Regions from separate parts of the Homo sapiens genome. Here all the other regions are linked to region 2. The links are chromatin contacts, found by Hi-C or POLR2A ChIA-PET in ENCODE. All regions are on one chromosome and are shown on one strand. Each heading gives the region's core, a stretch centred on a gene start or an enhancer-like site at or near the end of the contact. The rest is flanking DNA. Distances are from core to core; before and after follow the strand shown. Region 1 holds the start of NFATC2IP (nuclear factor of activated T cells 2 interacting protein). Region 2 holds the start of C16orf54 (chromosome 16 open reading frame 54). Region 3 holds the start of FBRS (fibrosin).

Region 1 (2,792 bases), core at 94-2,593, 800 kb after region 2:
CAGGAATATAAACCCCAGGAATTCTCTTAAGAGAAGCCAGCGGCTGCGTGCCTCTCCCTGGAGGCCCTCCCTTACCTTCCTCATCCCCTGGAGGGTAGAGTTTCAGGAGGGATAGATCATCTGGGATAAGGCGAAGGCTGCTTTTAACCTGCAAAGACAAAGAAGGGAGAGGGGTCAGGCCCAAGTCCTTCCCCTACCGAAAGAAAAAATTGGGGGTAATTCTTCCCTGACACCCAGCTCCCAAATCCTCCCTAAGATCGTGGACACCTTGGCCCTCTCCTGGCAACCTAGAAGTCCAGCTTCCCCAGGATTCAGAATGGAAGTACCCTTCACCCTTTCCTCCATCTGCCTAAGACACTCTGAAATGTATGCTTCCTTGCCCTTTTTAACTAGGTTACTAGCCGCCCCTCTACCCCTGACTCTTAGGGACTCTCAGCCCATTGCTCACACGACCATCGGGGGACCCCAGCCTCTGGAGCCGCCCAGTCCTCTCTGAACCCGCATGGACCCCAACCCCCAATACTGCAGCTCCCTGGCTTCATTTGCCATGGACCCCAACCTCAAAATCCAACGGCCCCAGGTCCTCCCAGTCCCTCTCCAAAATCTCAGGAATCCCAGCTCTTCAGCCTCCCTGTGCCCCCAAGACTCTAGCTCCTAGGAATCCTAAACTTCCAACGCATCCCACCCTCCTTCACCACCCCAGTCTGCAGAAAGTCCCGGAGCCCTGCCTCTCCCTGCCTCCAACACCCTAACGCCCGAGGACCAGCCCCAGAACGCCAGCCTCAACACCCCTATAGCCCTACCCTCCCCGAACGCCGGCCCCTCCCTGGAGGCCAAGCCCTTGGCCCTTCCGCCGGTCCCCTCCCCGGGACCGGGCGCACCTTCCCCGAGTACACCGGAACCAGCGGCGCCTCCCCCGGATCCAGCACCAGCCGCCGCCGCCGCCTGACCGGCTCCCGCGGGGGTCCTGCGGGCCGCCTGTCCTCCCCTTCGCTGTCACTGTTGCTGTTATCCCGGGACGCGACCGGCCCCGGGGGCTCCGGGGGCTCCACCTCAACCTCGTCCGCGGCACCGCGAGCGGTGGCGACCTCCAGAATTTCCTCATCGCTGTCGGTGACCAAGTCCACAGACACTACGTCCAGCGTGCCCCGGGATGGAGACCGCTGGGCCCGAGGACGCCGGCCCCGACCGCCCCAGCCGCCCCGACCCCCTCGGCCGGCACCGCTACCTCCGGACCAGCGGCCCCGCTTCCCCACAGGCTCCGCCATGGCACACTTTCCTCCACAACACACGCCCGCCTCCTCTCGCCTCGCCCCGCCCCCTTCAGCGACTTTCGCCTTGCATTGGACAAACAGCCTGCTCGTCAGCAACTCTTCGCGCCCCACGCGCGGGATCCGCCTTCCCGCCTTTTCATTGGTCTCTGTACCCGCTCATCATGCGCCCACCTCTGAAACCAAGGCGCCAAAGATTCCAATCACCTCGGCACAATCACCGTAGCTTTCGATTCAGTCGGCCTCACCCATTGGCTGGGCCACCTCTCCACAGACGAGCCTCTCCCGGACCCGCCCAACCAAGACAACCGTCTTCCGGCTTGGTTAGTCGCAGGGCATCCTGGGAAATGTAGTCCTCGAGCGGTAAGGTTTCCGGGAGAAGGAAGGCGGGCCTGGAATTCCCTGTGGAAACCGCGGATTTAACCAGGCGCGGTGCCTCACGCCCGTAATCCTGGCACTTTGAAAGGCTGAGGCGGGCAGATTGGTTGAGCTCAGGAGTTTGAGACCAGCCTGGCCAATGTGGCGAAACCGCGTCTCTACTAAGAATGCAAAAATTACCCGGGCGTGGTGGCACCCCTCTGTGGTCCCAACTACTCAGGAGGCTGAGGTGGGAGTTTCGCTGGAGCCCGGGAGGCGGAGATCGCACCACTGCACCCCAGCCTGGGTGACAGGGCGAGACCCTGTCTCAAAAATGCTTTAAAGAAATAATAAGGCTGGCCGCGCGCGGTGGCTCACGCCTGTAATCCCAGCACTTTGGGAGGCCGAGGCAGGCGAATCACGAGGTCAGAAGTTCAAGACCAGCCTGGCCAACACGGTGAAACCCCGTCTCTACTAAAAATACAAAAATTAGGCGGGCGTGGTGGCGTGCGCCTGTAATCCCAGCTACTCAGGAGGCTGAGGCAGGAGAATTGCTTGAGCCCGGGAGGCAGAGGTTACAGTGAGCCAGATCCTGCCGCTGCACTCCAGCCTGGCCGACAGAGCGAGACTCTCTCTCAAAAAAAGAAAGAAAGATAGAAATAATAAGGCTGGGCGTGGTGGCTCACGCCTATAATCCAGCACTTTGGGAGGCCGAGGTGGGCAGATCACCTGAGGTCAGGAGTTCGAGACCAGCCTGACCAACATGGTAAAACCCTGTCTCTACTAAAATACAAAAATTAGACAGGCGTAGTGGCAGGCGCCTATAATCTCAGCTACTCGGGAGGCTGAGGCAGGAGAATCGCTGGAACCCAGGAGGCAGAGGTTGCACTGAGCCAAGATTGTACCACTGCACTCCAGCCTGGGCAACAGAGTGAGACTCCATCTCAAAAAAAAATCTTATGTATTTATTTATTTTTAAATTTTATTTTATTCATTTATTTAATTTTATTTATTTATTTATTTTGAGATGGAGTTTCGCTCTTATTGCCCAGGCTGGAGTGCAATGGCTCGATCTCGGTTCACTGCAACCTCTGCCTCCCAGATTCAAGCAATTCTCGTGCCTCAGTCTCCAAGTAGCTGGGATTGATTACAGGCGTGCACTAC
Region 2 (2,923 bases), core at 411-2,910:
AACCACCAGGATGGGGCAGTCTGACGGAGACTGTCTTTTCATTCATTTATTTATTTAATTTATTTATTTTGAGACAGAGTCTCGCTCTGTTGCCCAGGCTGGAGTGGAATGGCACGATCTCGGCTCACTGCACCGGGTTCAAGCGATTCTCCTGCCTCAGCCTCCTGAGTAGTTGGGGTCATAGGCGTGCGGCACCACGCCCGGCTAATTTTTGTATTTTTAGTAGAGACGGGGTTTTGCCATGTTGGCCAGGCTGCTCCCAAACTCCTGACCTCAGGTGATCCACCCGCCTCGGTCTCCCAAAGTGCTGGGATTACAGGCATGAGCCACCTCGCCCAGCCCAGGGATTTCTATCTATTCTTCCACCACCCTGGCCACTACATGCTCACCCACACATACATTGGTCATGCGACTTTGGTCATGAAATCTCTTTTCTTTAAGCCTTACTTTTGTCATCTGTGGATGAGTCAAACTAGAGAATCTCAGAAAGTCACCTGGACTCCAGAGCCTGATGACATCTTGTCACACTCTGCTCCAGGCTCCTCCCACCCTCAGCAGCAGGAAAGAGGGACAGACATGAGGATGGTCAGGGTTTTGGAAACAGGCCCACGCCTGTTTTTATACCCTGGACTCCTCTCAGAGGCTTGACATTTTTGTTACCCAAGCCTCACCTCACTGATATTTTCCAACCAAAATGGGGGCTAAATGGTCTGAAGAGAGAGAGACTTATGTTAATTAAAAGTATGAGGCAGGGGCCAGTGTGGTAGCTCACACCTGTAATCCCAGCACTTTGGGAGGCTGAGGCAGGAGGATCTCTTGAGGCCAGGAGCTTGAGACCAGCCTGGGCAACATAGCAAGAGCCCATCTCTACCAGAAAAAAAAAAAAAAGGTGTGAAGCAAGCTGGCCAAGCAGGGGGTGCCTGTGGGGGCTGCATGGCAGGAGCAGATCTGGGGAGGCACCGTGGATAAGACAAGGCAGGATGGGGTGGGGCATCCTCCCAGGAGGAACGGGGGAGGCACCATGGTTCTCTGGGAATGTACGGGCTAAAGTCCCAGTGTCCTATTTCTTTTTCTTTTCTTTTCTTTTCTTTTTTTTTAAGACGGAGTCTCACTCTGTTGCCCAGGCTGGAGTGTGGTGGCACGATCTCAGCTCACTGCAACCTCCGAGTCCCGGGTTCAAGCGATTCTCCCTGCCTCAGCCGCCTGAGCAGCTGAGATTACAAGTGCCCGTCACCATGCCCAGCTAATTTTTGTATTTTTCAGTAGAGATGGGGTTTCGCCATGTTGGCAGGCTGGTCTCGAACTCCTGACCTCAGGTGACTTGCCCACCTTGACCTCCCAAAATGCTGGGATTACAGGGGTGAGCCACTGTGCCTGGCCCCGGCGTCCTCTTTCTCAGCTTTTCGGTGAATGTTCTGGGGCTCAGGGCCTGGCTATGGGGTGACACTAAGTTCAACAGAACCATTGCCCATTCCAGCCCCACCTTACCCCAGGAAAAGCCTCCTCACCGCAGTGACCACATCCCCTTGGGTTGCTTTGGAAACAAACACTCCCCAGGGGCAGACGAGTTGGGGCACAGTTGCCCAGCAACAGGCGGTGCCCTCCCTTCCGCCTTCATCCGAGGCCGGGCCTCTACGTCTGAGAGGCGGACCGCCCTGCACCCTCCAAGCCTGCACCTCTTAGTCCAGCACCAGGAAGAGTGGCTCTAGGAGGGAGAGGAGCCCAGGGACTGACCCAAGGTGAGTTGAGGGGTGCAGGAGGCCCCCTGCAGATGGAGGATGTGGGGGACAGAGAGGTGTGCAGAGACAAACGAGAGATAGAGACAGGCCAGAGCCTGGGCAAAGCTGGGGAGCCCAGGAGGGGTGCAGAGGCGCCTCCGGAGGCCTGGCCCGGCCCGGCCCGGCAGCAGATTCCGTGGAGCCTATGAGAGCAAGATCAAGTCCGAGGAGAATGGTGAGGGGCGAAGGAGCCTCAAGGGGCCAGCGGAGGTGCTGGCGGCAGGCGGTGGGGGAGACACACGCAGGGGAGCCAGTGGGAGGGGAGGTTCTCATTTCTTCACCCACCACTTCCTCTCTAGGTCTGAGCAAGACTTGAGGGGGCCGAGTGGGGAGGAAAGAAGCCCTTGAGACCTTTCTTGTCTGAGGCACCCTGGGGTCTGGGAGGGAAATGGGGATTCTGGAAAGGCCTGGAGAGCCAGGCAGGAGGGCCTGGCTGTGCCCCGAGGTAGGCTGCCTGTCCTCCCACCCCACCTGGCTCACGCTTACCCTTTCTGGTCCCTCTTGCTTCTCTGTCTCTCCAGAATGTTCTTTTTCATTTTTGAGAAAGGGTCTTGCTCTATTGCCCAGGCTGGAGGACAGTGGTGCAATCTGGGGTCACTGCAGCTTCAAACTCCTGGGCTCAAGTAATCCTCCCACCTCAGCTTCCTGTGTAGCTGGGACTACAGGTGTGAGCCACCACACCCAGCTAGTTTTTAAATTATTTTTAGAGATGAGGTTTCACTGTGTGTCCAGGCTGGTCTTGAACTCCTGGGCTCAAGTGATCCTCCCGCCTCGACCTCTCAAAGTGCTGGGATTCCAGGCATGAGCCCCCATGCCCAGCCCTTCTCCCAGGCTTTCCTGGACACCTGCTGCCTCTCTCTCATCTTGGTTGTGCCCCCTCTGCCTCATTTACTTCCTCTTCTCACCCCTGTGTCTCTCAGATGCCGTTGACTCCAGAGCCGCCCTCTGGGCGCGTGGAGGGGCCCCCCGCATGGGAAGCAGCCCCATGGCCCTCACTGCCCTGTGGGCCCTGCATCCCCATCATGCTGGTCCTGGCCACCCTGGCTGCGCTCTTCATCCTCACCACCGCTGTGTTGGCTGAACGCCTGTTCCGCCGTGCTCTCCGCCCAGACCCCAGCCACCGTGCACCCACCCTGGTGTGGCGC
Region 3 (2,700 bases), core at 128-2,627, 910 kb before region 2:
TCCGAGCTCGGGGTCGCGGGGGTCGAGGTCTCGGACGGGGCCGCCGGCGTCTCGGGCCCCCAGGCCGCTCTCCAGACGAAGCTGACGACCAAGGCCTGGCGGGCGGCGGCGGCGACGACGAGGACGAGGAGCCGCGCGGGGCGGCCAACAGGGCCCGGGGCGCGTCGCCGCCTGGACCTCGGCGGCGCCGCTGCTCCCGGTCTCGGTCTCGGCGCGAGCAGCGCCGCCGTCGGCGCTCCCCCTCTGCTGCCCAGCCCGGACCCGGGGCCGCGGCCGCTGCCGTCTCCATGGCGACCGCCCTCAGCGCCGCATCCGGAGGCGGCGGGGCCCGAAGCGGCCTGTCCGCAGGCCCGGGGTCGCAGGCGCGGCGCTGGCGGCTGCACAGTGACGAGAGGGCCACGGCTTCTCCTTTAAAGCCGGATCTGCTGGCCCCGAGCTTGCCCCAAGGCCACGGCCCGGGGAGCCGGCGCCGCCCCCGGGGCGACAAGCCCGAGGGCCCCCCCTGCGGGCTCGGCGGGGCCGCGACGGCGAAAACGGGGCGGCCGTCCCTTTAAGGCGAGGCCCCAAGTTGTCCAGCTCCCGGCCCCTTTAAGACGACCCGACAGTGTCCGGCGGCCTAGTGCGGTGGCCACCCCCTGCCAGGGGTCGATGCAAGTCTCCCCGAGGAAGAGGAAGGGCCACCCCTTTAAAAGGGGCCGAAAGCTCGCCCCGAAACGCAGACCTCCCCTTTAAAAGTGTCTCAAGTCCTCCGGCTCAAAGAGGCCACCCCTTTAAGGAGTCCAGGGTCCTTCTAACAGCAGGCCGTCCCTTTAAGGGCTCGGAGTTAGTTTCTAGTCCTCCACAAGCGGCCACTTCCCCTTTAAGTTGAATTTAAAAGACTTCTTGTGTGTGGGGGAGGAGGACGTAAAGAAAAACCCCACTCGCCCCAGTTCTCCCAACGGCACAGTTCTCAATTTGTCAGCGTCTGCTCGGCGGCTTCCCCTTTAAGGCTGGCGTTGCAGTCCGCCGAGTTCAGTGGCCACCCCTTTAAGGAGATTTAAAGGGGCCTCCTCCGGGCCCAGCTCCTCCAGCCTCCGCCTCCGGTCGCCATGAAAGGCGCGAGGCGGGGCGGGGCAGCGAGGCCAGCCCTCCAAAGCCCCGGATGTGAGGCAACGGTGACGGGTACAGCTCCCCTGTCCGCCGACATAAAAGTCTCTTCCTCCTTTCCTCCGTCTCTGTCCGACTTGGGCCTTAGGGGATCCGGAACGGCCGATGGGCAGCGGGGGAGCTCCAGCACAAACTCCTGTTGTCTCCTTTGGAGTCTTAGGGCGCTTCTCCGCCAGGACTTCCCTACCCCTCCTCCCTCTTCCTCCTCAGCCTACGCCTCCTTCCTCTCTCGGCCTCCTCCCACGCTCCGCCCCCTTCCCCTCACCCCCAACGGGCGCAGTCGTTGATAGGCTGGGAGGGCTACGTCAAGGTGAGGGGCGGAGCCAAACCCGAGGGAGTGGGTGCATGTAACCGCCCTCAAATCTTGGATTGGGTTACGTCGGATTGGCTCCGCCCTTCCCCCCAGTCTTGTGACTCGACTGGTTAGAAGTAGGTGTTTGGGGCGGTTACTACAGGGCCCCGCCTCTTCCTGCTGTTTGTTTATTGGCCGGTCTCCTGATGGCGTCGAGGCGAGGGGCGGAGACGCGGGGCCTGAGGCGTTGGGGGCGGTTGGCCGCCGGGGGGCGCGCGGCTGCAAGAGGTTCCGTTCCACAGCCAGTTAAGTCATCGCCGCCTTTCCGCCGCTCGGCGCGGCCCACAGACAGCCTGGCGTCTCGCGCACGCGCGTGGCGGCGCCGCCGTCAGGCTGGCTGCTTGCGAGTCGTTCCGCGGCCCGGGGTGGCCCGAGCGGCCGCGTGCTGTGCCTGCGCCTGCGCCGGCCGCACTAACAGGCAGCCGCGTCCCTTCCAGGCGCGGCTGCTGGCAGCGGTCCCGAGTGCTAGCAATTCGAAAACGCCTTGCACCTGCATGAGCGCTTCTCCGCGTTTGTGACTGCGTTTGGTAATAATTCCATGAAGGAGATGCTGTCAGCCCCATTTTACTGGGACGGAAAGGAATGCGCGCACAGACGGGCTGGTAGTCTCCTAGCCACGTCTATGTCAGCCACTGCCCTGTGATGCCTCTCAGTTATGAAAGATGCACCCCACTGCTCAATGTGACTGGCTTAAAAAAAAAGAGACAGCCATTTCTGGCCTTCGGTTGCCCGGGTTACCGTTTTAAAAGTGGACAGCGCGCTGACATGCCTGCCTTGCTTTCTCGTCCATAAAATGACTAATTCCCTGTCGCAGGGACATGTGCAGGTCAAGCACCTATGACAGTCGTCGTGAGTGCTTCATTATGGCCCATTACTCTTAGCTCTTTGTTTTGTTTTGTTTTTTTGGGGGGGACAGAGTCTGGCTGTGTTCCCTAAGCTGGAGTGCAGTGGTGCGATCTCAGCTCATTACAACCTCTGCCTCTCGGGTTCAAGTGAATTCTCCTGGCTCAGCCTCCTGAGTAGCTGGGATTACAGGTACACACCAAGACACCCAGCTAATATTTGTATTTTTAGTGGAGACGGGGTTTCACCATGTTGGCCAAGCTGGTCTCGAACTCCTAGGCTCCTGTGATCCACCTGCCTCGGCCTCCCAAAGCGCTGGGATTACAGGCGTAAGCCACCGCACCTGGCCTAGCCGTAGC

The links. Hi-C counts contacts between places; a loop is a spot of excess contacts on that map. ChIA-PET counts read pairs that join two places held with the same protein, here RNA polymerase II (POLR2A). Pooled maps may share reads with other maps.
Region 1: a loop to region 2 is called in a pooled map, with 7 times the contacts of the local background. The contact joins the promoter of NFATC2IP here to the promoter of C16orf54 in region 2. A Hi-C loop is called at or near these places in 5 of 50 pooled maps. POLR2A ChIA-PET finds 5 or more read pairs at or near these places in 2 of 52 experiments (A673 and HEK293T).
Region 3: a loop to region 2 is called in a pooled map, with 5 times the contacts of the local background. The contact joins the promoter of FBRS here to the promoter of C16orf54 in region 2. A Hi-C loop is called at or near these places in 5 of 50 pooled maps. POLR2A ChIA-PET finds 5 or more read pairs at or near these places in 2 of 52 experiments (CD8-positive, alpha-beta memory T cell and activated CD4-positive, alpha-beta T cell).

What each region holds. Positions count from the first base shown.
Region 1 is chr16:28,949,488-28,952,279 of GRCh38, reverse strand. It overlaps NFATC2IP (nuclear factor of activated T cells 2 interacting protein), which reads right to left and starts at 1,343. Exons shown (of 8, transcript NM_032815.4): 1 at 882-1,343; 2 at 76-148. The coding sequence starts at 1,268. RefSeq lists silencers at 888-1,007, 1,148-1,247 and enhancers at 967-1,467, 1,487-2,021.
Region 2 is chr16:29,744,727-29,747,649 of GRCh38, reverse strand. It overlaps C16orf54 (chromosome 16 open reading frame 54), which reads left to right and starts at 1,660. Exons shown (of 2, transcript NM_175900.4): 1 at 1,660-1,739; 2 at 2,699-2,923. The coding sequence starts at 2,699. It overlaps LOC124903673 (a long non-coding RNA gene), which reads right to left and starts at 2,403. Exons shown (of 2, transcript XR_007065046.1): 1 at 2,265-2,403. RefSeq lists enhancers at 724-793, 1,321-1,370.
Region 3 is chr16:30,657,108-30,659,807 of GRCh38, reverse strand. It overlaps FBRS (fibrosin), which reads right to left and starts at 1,377. Exons shown (of 18, transcript NM_001105079.3): 1 at 1-1,377. The coding sequence starts at 289. RefSeq lists silencers at 192-241, 312-541, 1,362-1,541, 1,592-1,671, 1,702-1,961 and an enhancer at 662-1,111.